Linked DNA regions of Homo sapiens: all the other regions are linked to region 1. The links are chromatin contacts, found by Hi-C or POLR2A ChIA-PET in ENCODE. All regions are on one chromosome and are shown on one strand. The core of a region is the stretch at or near the end of the contact, and the rest is flanking DNA. Distances in the headings are between cores, read along the strand shown.

What was found. Hi-C counts contacts between places; a loop is a spot of excess contacts on that map. ChIA-PET counts read pairs that join two places held with the same protein, here RNA polymerase II (POLR2A). Pooled maps may share reads with other maps.
Region 2: a loop to region 1 is called in a pooled map, with 6 times the contacts of the local background. The contact joins the promoter of C14orf119 here to the promoter of APEX1 in region 1. A Hi-C loop is called at or near these places in 1 of 37 single-sample maps with no recorded cell type and 14 of 50 pooled maps.
Region 3: a loop to region 1 is called in a pooled map, with 14 times the contacts of the local background. The contact joins the promoter of PABPN1 here to the promoter of APEX1 in region 1. A Hi-C loop is called at or near these places in 1 of 37 single-sample maps with no recorded cell type and 9 of 50 pooled maps. POLR2A ChIA-PET finds 5 or more read pairs at or near these places in 1 of 52 experiments (endothelial cell of umbilical vein).

What each region holds. Positions count from the first base shown.
Region 1 is chr14:20,453,841-20,456,540 of GRCh38, forward strand. APEX1 (apurinic/apyrimidinic endodeoxyribonuclease 1) reads left to right here and starts at 1,386. Exons shown (of 5, transcript NM_001641.4): 1 at 1,386-1,554; 2 at 1,738-1,863; 3 at 2,074-2,261. The coding sequence starts at 1,806. OSGEP (O-sialoglycoprotein endopeptidase) reads right to left here and starts at 972. Exons shown (of 11, transcript NM_017807.4): 1 at 729-972. The coding sequence starts at 843. RefSeq lists promoters at 885-1,329, 959-1,496, 1,161-1,495, enhancers at 920-1,009, 1,430-1,649 and cis regulatory regions at 956-1,286, 1,217-1,372, 1,243-1,284, 1,281-1,286, 1,297-1,329 and 2 more.
Region 2 is chr14:23,094,216-23,096,989 of GRCh38, forward strand. It overlaps C14orf119 (chromosome 14 open reading frame 119), which reads left to right and starts at 1,290. Exons shown (of 2, transcript NM_017924.4): 1 at 1,290-1,404. ACIN1 (apoptotic chromatin condensation inducer 1) reads right to left here and starts at 921. Exons shown (of 19, transcript NM_001386863.1): 1 at 760-921. The coding sequence starts at 897. RefSeq lists enhancers at 662-971, 677-1,200, 1,012-1,091, 1,112-1,321, 1,201-1,724.
Region 3 is chr14:23,320,181-23,322,880 of GRCh38, forward strand. PABPN1 (poly(A) binding protein nuclear 1) reads left to right here and starts at 1,277. Exons shown (of 7, transcript NM_004643.4): 1 at 1,277-1,640; 2 at 2,001-2,115. The coding sequence starts at 1,290. It overlaps BCL2L2-PABPN1 (BCL2L2-PABPN1 readthrough), which reads left to right. Exons shown (of 8, transcript NM_001387346.1): 4 at 2,001-2,115. RefSeq lists enhancers at 368-1,018, 707-776, 1,030-1,841, 1,842-2,651 and silencers at 1,177-1,606, 1,667-1,736.

The DNA of each region.
Region 1 (2,700 bases), core at 136-2,635:
AAACCCCGACTCTACTAAAAATACAAAATTTAGCTGGATGTGGTGGCGCACACCTATAGTCCTAGCTACTTGGGAGGCTGGGGTAGAAGAATCGCTTGAACCTGGAAGGCAGAGATTGCAGTGAGCCGAGATCGTGCCACTGCATTCCAGCCTGGGCGACAGAGCAAGACTCTGTCTCAAAAAAATAAAATAAAATAAAAAATAAAGACCAAATGTCCAAAACAAAAATATTTAATATGAATATAGCAAAGCCAGCCAGTTCTGTCTGACATGTAAGCCGGGAGTCTTTCCACTCTCATCTCTCTACTCATCCTAGAATATTTCAAAAAATAATTTTTTTTTAAAAAGGGAGTGTATATTCAGGGCAACTGGAATCTATACTCCTGCTAAGCGTTTTTTAAACAGAATATTTCGAGTCCATCTCTATTATACTGTTTATCATGCTGTAGTATAAACATCTATTTATATGTCTGACTCCACAGCAGTATAACATCTATTTCTGAATACTTAGCACATAAAATGCGCTCAGTAAAAGGTAAATGAACTCATCAGATCCACGTCCAAGTGCCTGTAACTCTTCTAGTCATCAGCCTTGTGACGTTAATAATGTCACATAATTTCAATGAGACTCGGATCGAAAGCTGCACCTCACTAGTATTTAGGAAGATGGAAGGCTGATTCTGTGCGGGGAAGTGCGCGGAAAACTCTTAAGTCCCCTACTCACCAACCTGTGCCAGGAGGCGTGACGTAAGTCCGCCGCGGGTTCGCCAGCACCTTGCCATCCCGCACCACGCCCACGCCAATCTTATTGGCGCTGCCTTCAAAACCCAGCACCGCCGGCATGGCGGAGGCTGGGAGAAAACGCCGACAGGACTCCTGGCAATGTCAGGAGCTGTGGAGGTCCTCACTAGTCCGCGCTGGGCCGCAGCTTTCCGGAGCGCAGAGGAAGCTGGCCAGCCTGCAGATAGCACTGGGAAAGACACCGCGGAACTCCCGCGAGCGGAGACCCGCCAAGGCCCCTCCAGGGACCTGTCTTCCTAACTGCCAGGGACGCCGAGCCAACTCTGTGCCTTACATTCGTATCCGTTTTCCTATCTCTTTCCCGTGGTCCAGCCCAGCCTTCTCCACTGTTTTTTTCCCTCTTGCACATAGTTAGAATCTTAAGTCAGTGTCACACAATGTGCTGTGCATCTGGCACAACGATAAACAGCCCGAGGGAGGGTTGGGGACCTAAGTGTCCTAGAGAATTAGAGGAGGGAGGCGAGGCTAAGCGTCTCCGTCACGTGGTGTCAGACAGACCAATCACGCGCATTCTTCGGCCACGACAAGCGCGCCTCTGATCACGTGACCAGGTCCGCTACCCACGTGGGGGCTCAGCGTGCACCCTTCTTTGTGCTCGGGTTAGGAGGAGCTAGGCTGCCATCGGGCCGGTGCAGATACGGGGTTGCTCTTTTGCTCATAAGAGGGGCTTCGCTGGCAGTCTGAACGGCAAGCTTGAGTCAGGACCCTTAATTAAGATCCTCAATTGGCTGGAGGGCAGATCTCGCGAGTAGGGTACAAGGCACTATGAAATGATCTAGTTTCGTGGGTGAGGGGCTGAAGGGCCTATGATGCACGGAGGCGGGGAAAGGATTTAGAGATAACGTGGTTTGAAAGGCGGGACCTGGTGCGGGGACGCTCTTGGGAGGAGTCTTCTCCCCAGCCTTAGCTGGTTTCATGATTTCTTTGCGTCTGTAGGCAACGCGGTAAAAATATTGCTTCGGTGGGTGACGCGGTACAGCTGCCCAAGGGCGTTCGTAACGGGAATGCCGAAGCGTGGGAAAAAGGGAGCGGTGGCGGAAGACGGGGATGAGCTCAGGACAGGTAAGGGAATGAAATCAGCCCTTCTTCCTAGAAGCTGCGGCGGGGGTGTTTGTCATTCCCTTGATGTACGGTAAGTACGGGCCGACTCATTTTTGCAGGGGTTTGTGAAGAAGTCGCAGGAACCGTAGGCTTTCGTTGGGTCTATAGTTAACGCCGGATCGCAGTTGGAAACCACCAGCTTTTTGTCAGTATATATTACTCATTTTATAGAGCCAGAGGCCAAGAAGAGTAAGACGGCCGCAAAGAAAAATGACAAAGAGGCAGCAGGAGAGGGCCCAGCCCTGTATGAGGACCCCCCAGATCAGAAAACCTCACCCAGTGGCAAACCTGCCACACTCAAGATCTGCTCTTGGAATGTGGATGGGCTTCGAGCCTGGATTAAGAAGAAAGGATTAGATGTGAGTGGAATTTGAGGGAAAGAGACATTTTTTAGTATTGAATGGTCTTAGGGTTTAGTCACCCCTTTTCTCCGTTTAGCCTTCAGGCTGTTTTATTTTTCTCCTGCCCGTAGTTTTCTGTGGGGCTTCCCCAGTCTTGCCAGTTGTATTTCCTAAATGTCTGTTCCTTCACTTCCATTGCCATTTTCTTTTTTAGTGTTCTCTCCTCTTCCCAGAATGTTGCAAAAACCTCTTCACTATACTTCCTCCATTTTATCTTCCTGCATTGCATTCCATATGAAGCATGTCCTCCATTCCATTAACCATAGCTTAAAAATCTTAGCTTGCTATCCACTGCCTATAGAAAAAACACATCTCCTTGGCATAGCATGTAAGACTTTCTTACCTCTCTATATTTGTTTTCATTTATCTAGCTTAGAATTGTTTGAATATTGTGCTG
Region 2 (2,774 bases), core at 40-2,539, 2.6 Mb after region 1:
CCACGTATCCTGTTGAACTCTAATTAAAACCAAGACATCCTCATCTTCCCTTCTTTAAACCAAACCTATACACTTGAATCGAGCTACACCTACCTCATGACAATCCCACCTTAATCTACTCAAACCGATTCAAAATCCCCAATATATATCAACCTGCCTCGCCTCTCTCACCAATATTCACCAAACTCTTAACCACCCAAATTGCCACTAGATGCCACTAAATTAGAGACCTCTCTCTCATCAAGTCCCTTCAAATAAAGGTCTCTCTTCATCTCACCTCCTCATCTAATCGAGCAGACATTTTACCCTACCCCAGTCCTATTCGTGCAGATACCGATACCAACCCCATCCACCCCTTCGCGCAACTATACCCCTAACTCCGACCCAGCCCAACTCGCCCCCCTCAGGCCAGCAACGCCGTAGGTTGTAGTGGGATTTAACTCCTTCTGCAGCGCATGCGCCGAAACCACAGATACAAACAAGGAGGGGGTGGGGGAAGGAGGAAGGAGCTTAAGACACTCCTGGAGAGTAGTGCACACCCTCCCATTTGGGCTCGCGCTGCTGCCGTTAAGGCGGGAACCGGCGCGATCTCCATTCCAGCGCGAACCTCATCAACCACCGTGCGCGCGGATCCAGAGGCTCGCGCTGGCGGCCTGAGCGAGCTCGCGCCGAGCCCGGATACTGCGCCTGCGCCGCGGCAGAGGCTCGTCTCTACCGGGTCCGCTCTCCTCCGACACCCCAGCAACGCCGACTCCTCACCCCTTTGAGCCGCTTGACCAGGGCACTCTTCTGCCCGCTCTTGGCTAGGCCTCGCTGCTCCAGTGCGGCCTTCAGGTCGGTCACCCGCAGCGCCTGAAGAGGCTTCCCGTCCAGAGTCACCTCCTCCAGCTCCGCCATCTTGCGTGAGGTACTCGGGTCCGTCCCGACGGCTTCGGGCATCTTCGGTAATTTCCGCCAACGCCCTTCGAACGTACCGAGATGACCCCGCCCACTGCCATACTCTACCCCTCGATTACCACTCAGAACTCCCCGGGTTCCTCCGGATGTCCTCGGATGTTTCCGTCTCCACATCGTTACCAATCAATTCTTTCCATCCGCCCTGCAGCGCCCCTTTTCTCGCCCTGCTTTCAGGCTCGGTTTTCTTCGTCTTGCCGAAGCTTTGAATCGAATATATTCGGAAACCCTCGACCCTGGTATAACCATAATCGGAGATGTTCGTTTATTTCCGGACCTAGAGATGAGGCGCTGGGGCGCTTGGGTGTTTGGGGCGGGTCCGAGGCCGGAAGTGCGTGGGCTGCCGGGCTGGCCCAGCTTAGGGTTTTCAGGAAATTTGGAAGCTGCCGCAGTAGTTGGAGTCTAAGGACTCGTGACAATCTTCGGGTGCCCTTCGAGAGAAAAGGGGAGGTAAGCGGGGTAGAAGTACCTCTATGGGCCGGGTCAGACTCGGTGTTTGCGGATTACCTTAATAGGGCAAGCCCCCCACTCCTTAACGCAAACAGCTTCTGCCCTCTGTCCTCTGAATCATAGCCACTCCCATCTTAGGCTTTTTTTGGGGAGGGGCGGGGGGCTGGTGCGGAATCGGAATAACAAGCTCCGTGGGGGTGCGCAAGAAGCATCGCCGTGTCTTCGGACCCAGACTATGAACTGATCTATGACGCTGAACTTGAGTTTGAGTTTGCCTTGGAAGCCATGTGGCAAGATTCTGGGAAAGTTCTTCCTTGCTCCGCAGAAGAGAGTAAGTTCCCTTGGAGGAACTGCTTCCTGTAGGGCAAGAACTGGAAAATGCAAGCGCCCTGAACTTTTTTGGTACTTGAACTAATATTAATTGTTTAGGGGCTTCTTTCTTTGTCACTACCAATCCTCCAACTTGATGCAGAAGAAACACAAACAGTAAAATAGGTCACAGACAAATAGTTTAGAGATTTAAGAGATACGTTAGAGATTTAAGAGACTGAAAACTATTAAAGTCAAATTGGCTGATCTTTCCGTTGCATTCATGATGCAAAATCAGTGGCAAGGTGCCGGGCGCGGTGGCTTACGCCTATAATCCCAGCACTTTGGGAGGCCGAGGCGGGCGGATCACTTGAGGTCAGGAGTTGGAGACCAGTCTGGCCAATATGGTGAAACCCCGTCTCTACTAAAAATACAAACAAATTAGCCGGGCGTGGTGGCGTACGCCTATAGTCCCAGCTACTCGGGAGGCTGAGGCAGGAGAATCGCTTGAACCCAGGAAGCAGTGGTTGAGATCACGCCATTGCACTACAGCCTGGGTGACAGAGCAAGACTCCGTCTCAAAAAAAAAAAAAAAAAAAAAAAAAATTGCAAGGCACCAATAGATACCATACTAAAAAAAAAAAAAAATTTTTTTTTTGTCACTCCACTCTGGGTCCCTCCACTCTGACGCAGGCTGGAGTGCAGTGGCGCGATCAGGGCTCACTGCAGCCTCAACCTCCCGGGCTCAGGTGATGCTCCTACCTCAGTCTCCTACGTAGCTAGGACTACAGGTAGGCACCTCTACGCTCAACTAATTTTTTTATTTTTTGTAGGGATGAGGTTTTGCCATGTTGCCCAGGCTGGTCTCGAACACCTGGGCTCAAGCGATCCTCTTGCCTCGGCCTCTCAAAGTGCTGAGATTACTTTGGAAGTGCAAGAACCACCGCGTCTGGCCCATACTAAATATTAAGGACAATTGTTTAAAGACATGGATTGTCATAAAATAGTATAACACTTGTTAGATCTCTAAGCCAACAAACCAACTGGACTCTTTTTTAAGA
Region 3 (2,700 bases), core at 27-2,526, 2.9 Mb after region 1:
GGGCTTAAATGAAGGGTGGCACCCAAATCCCCAATCAATGCCTGTTCAATCAACAAACATCTAACAGGACATTATGTGGTAGGCATATTGCCAGGCCGTGGAGATGCGAATATAAATAGGAACCGGCCCCTCATCTGCAGGCGCTCACAACCTAGTTAGGAAACAGTAAAACAATTAAGCGCGCCGTGGAGATAGGCCCACTTGTCCTGGGAAATGAGGGGAAGCTGGGGTTTGCAGTGGTTTGATTGAAGGGGGACTACATGTTAGAGGCACAGACTGGGTGCAGGTACACCCAAAGGAACGAGAAGAGTGGAAGGAAACAACATCCACAAAGTAACCACATGCTGGCGTATCGAAGGCCGTGATTTACGGTTTTGAGACTTTACCTCGCCAGCAAAGGGGGGCCAGTCTGTTAGCGGTGCAGATTGGAGGGGTGACATTGGAAGCTGTCCAGGAAAAAGAAAATGGAACTGGGGAGCAGAAGGCCTACGCAAGAGGGCGGGACAGACAGGACTTGTGACTAGTAGCTCTGGACTGAGGAATCCTCCCTGCTTTCTGGTGCGGGAGAGCTAGTGGATGATGGTGCCAATAACCTGGATGGGGAAAGTAAGCTCCCTCCTGGAATGCTTCATTCACAACCTCCATTTTCAGCAACATCCCATCTACTGGTGCTTCCTGGTCGAGATACAAGTTTCCTGAAACTGCTGCTCTGTTTTGGGCCTCACCCGGCCAACAGCTCACTAGCTGGCAAGCAGTAGTATCAAGATGGCGGCCCCCTAGGACTGGCTAGTCATGTGACCTCGGGTTTCCCAAGTTTGAAGCCCGGCAGTCCTTTCGGGGGCAAGGTTCACCTGTCACGAAACGAGTGTCACCCCTTCGACTCTCGCAAGCCAATCGGCATCTGAGACTGGGCCACTGCGGTGAGGCGATCGGAAGATTGGTCCTTTCCAGTCGCCTAGCTAGGGCCAATCACGGAGCGTCCCATACTTCGCGGGCCCGCCCGTAGGCCGGGGAGAAGCAGGAATATCGTCACAGCGTGGCGGTATTATTACCTAAGGACTCGATAGGAGGTGGGACGCGTGTTGATTGACAGGCAGATTTCCCCTACCGGGATTTGAGAATTTGGCGCAGTGCCCCGCCTTAGAGGTGGGGCCTTATTTGATTGCCAAGTAATATTCCCCAATGGAGTACTAGCTCATGGTGACGGGCAGGCAGCTTGACTAATGAGTCCTCGGCGTGGCCGGCGCAGCTCTCCAATCGCCGGGCGGCGGGCCCCAGTCTGAGCGGCGATGGCGGCGGCGGCGGCGGCGGCAGCAGCAGCGGGGGCTGCGGGCGGTCGGGGCTCCGGGCCGGGGCGGCGGCGCCATCTTGTGCCCGGGGCCGGTGGGGAGGCCGGGGAGGGGGCCCCGGGGGGCGCAGGGGACTACGGGAACGGCCTGGAGTCTGAGGAACTGGAGCCTGAGGAGCTGCTGCTGGAGCCCGAGCCGGAGCCCGAGCCCGAAGAGGAGCCGCCCCGGCCCCGCGCCCCCCCGGGAGCTCCGGGCCCTGGGCCTGGTTCGGGAGCCCCCGGCAGCCAAGAGGAGGAGGAGGAGCCGGGACTGGTCGAGGGTGACCCGGGGGACGGCGCCATTGAGGACCCGGTGAGGGAAGGAGGGCGAGCGAGCAGGCCGGCGGCTGGCCGGCCGGGTCACTGGAGGCCCAGAGCTCGGGCGAGCGGGTGGCAGGCGGGGGGTGGGGTTGGGCGGGGAATAACGTGGCTGGGGCCGGGTCGGGCCGGGGATGGGTCAGCGATCACTACAAGGGGCCCGACTGGCTTGATTCGGGCGTCACGGTTGCCTAGTGTTGTTCTAGAGAGGGTAGCTTTTCTTTTATCACGACCCTCGCATGGGGCGAGGGAAATGGCCGAGCATGGCTGAGGCCGCGCTCTGGCCGAGAGCAGGGCACAGCCCCTGCGTTGGTTCCTCTTAAGCTGTCCTCCATACCCTCCCCACTTATATTAGGAGCTGGAAGCTATCAAAGCTCGAGTCAGGGAGATGGAGGAAGAAGCTGAGAAGCTAAAGGAGCTACAGAACGAGGTAGAGAAGCAGATGAATATGAGTCCACCTCCAGGCAATGGTGAGTAACTGGCGGTTGCACGCGGAGCCCGGGTTCTCGGGTTGGAAGGGTTGTGGGGAGGATGGGGAATGTGGGGTTAGATACTCGGCACCCTGGAGCTGCTTGTCTGAGCTATTATGACTGTGCCGCGGTCATAGTCCGTTGTGTGTTCCTCTGACCTTTGTGAGGCAGAACGTATATTTTGGTGGTGGTAGCCTTGTGCCTCCCTTTGTGCCTGTTATAATTGTGTTGCTCTTTGTTCTTAGTCTACGTCTATCTTTCTTTGTAGAGGTTGCGTGCTCGCATTTGACCTTCAAATCTAATAGTTTTTCCTCCAATTGGAGACGCTTTAGGATTCTAAGAGAAAGCAAGCTGCAAGGGGTTTCCCCTTTAATCTAGAAATGTGGAGTCTCAGCCCACTTAATTTTGCTCACTCTTAAAAGCATTTCAACCAAAGCCATTCATTAGGGATTTGATTTGGAGGCAGGAGGGATTCCTATACTGTTTTAAGTGTGTATTAATTCTTTCAATTTATTGAATATTTAGTGAGTACCTGCTATGCACTAGGCACTATTCTCGGTTGTGGGTACAGCAGGGAACAGCACA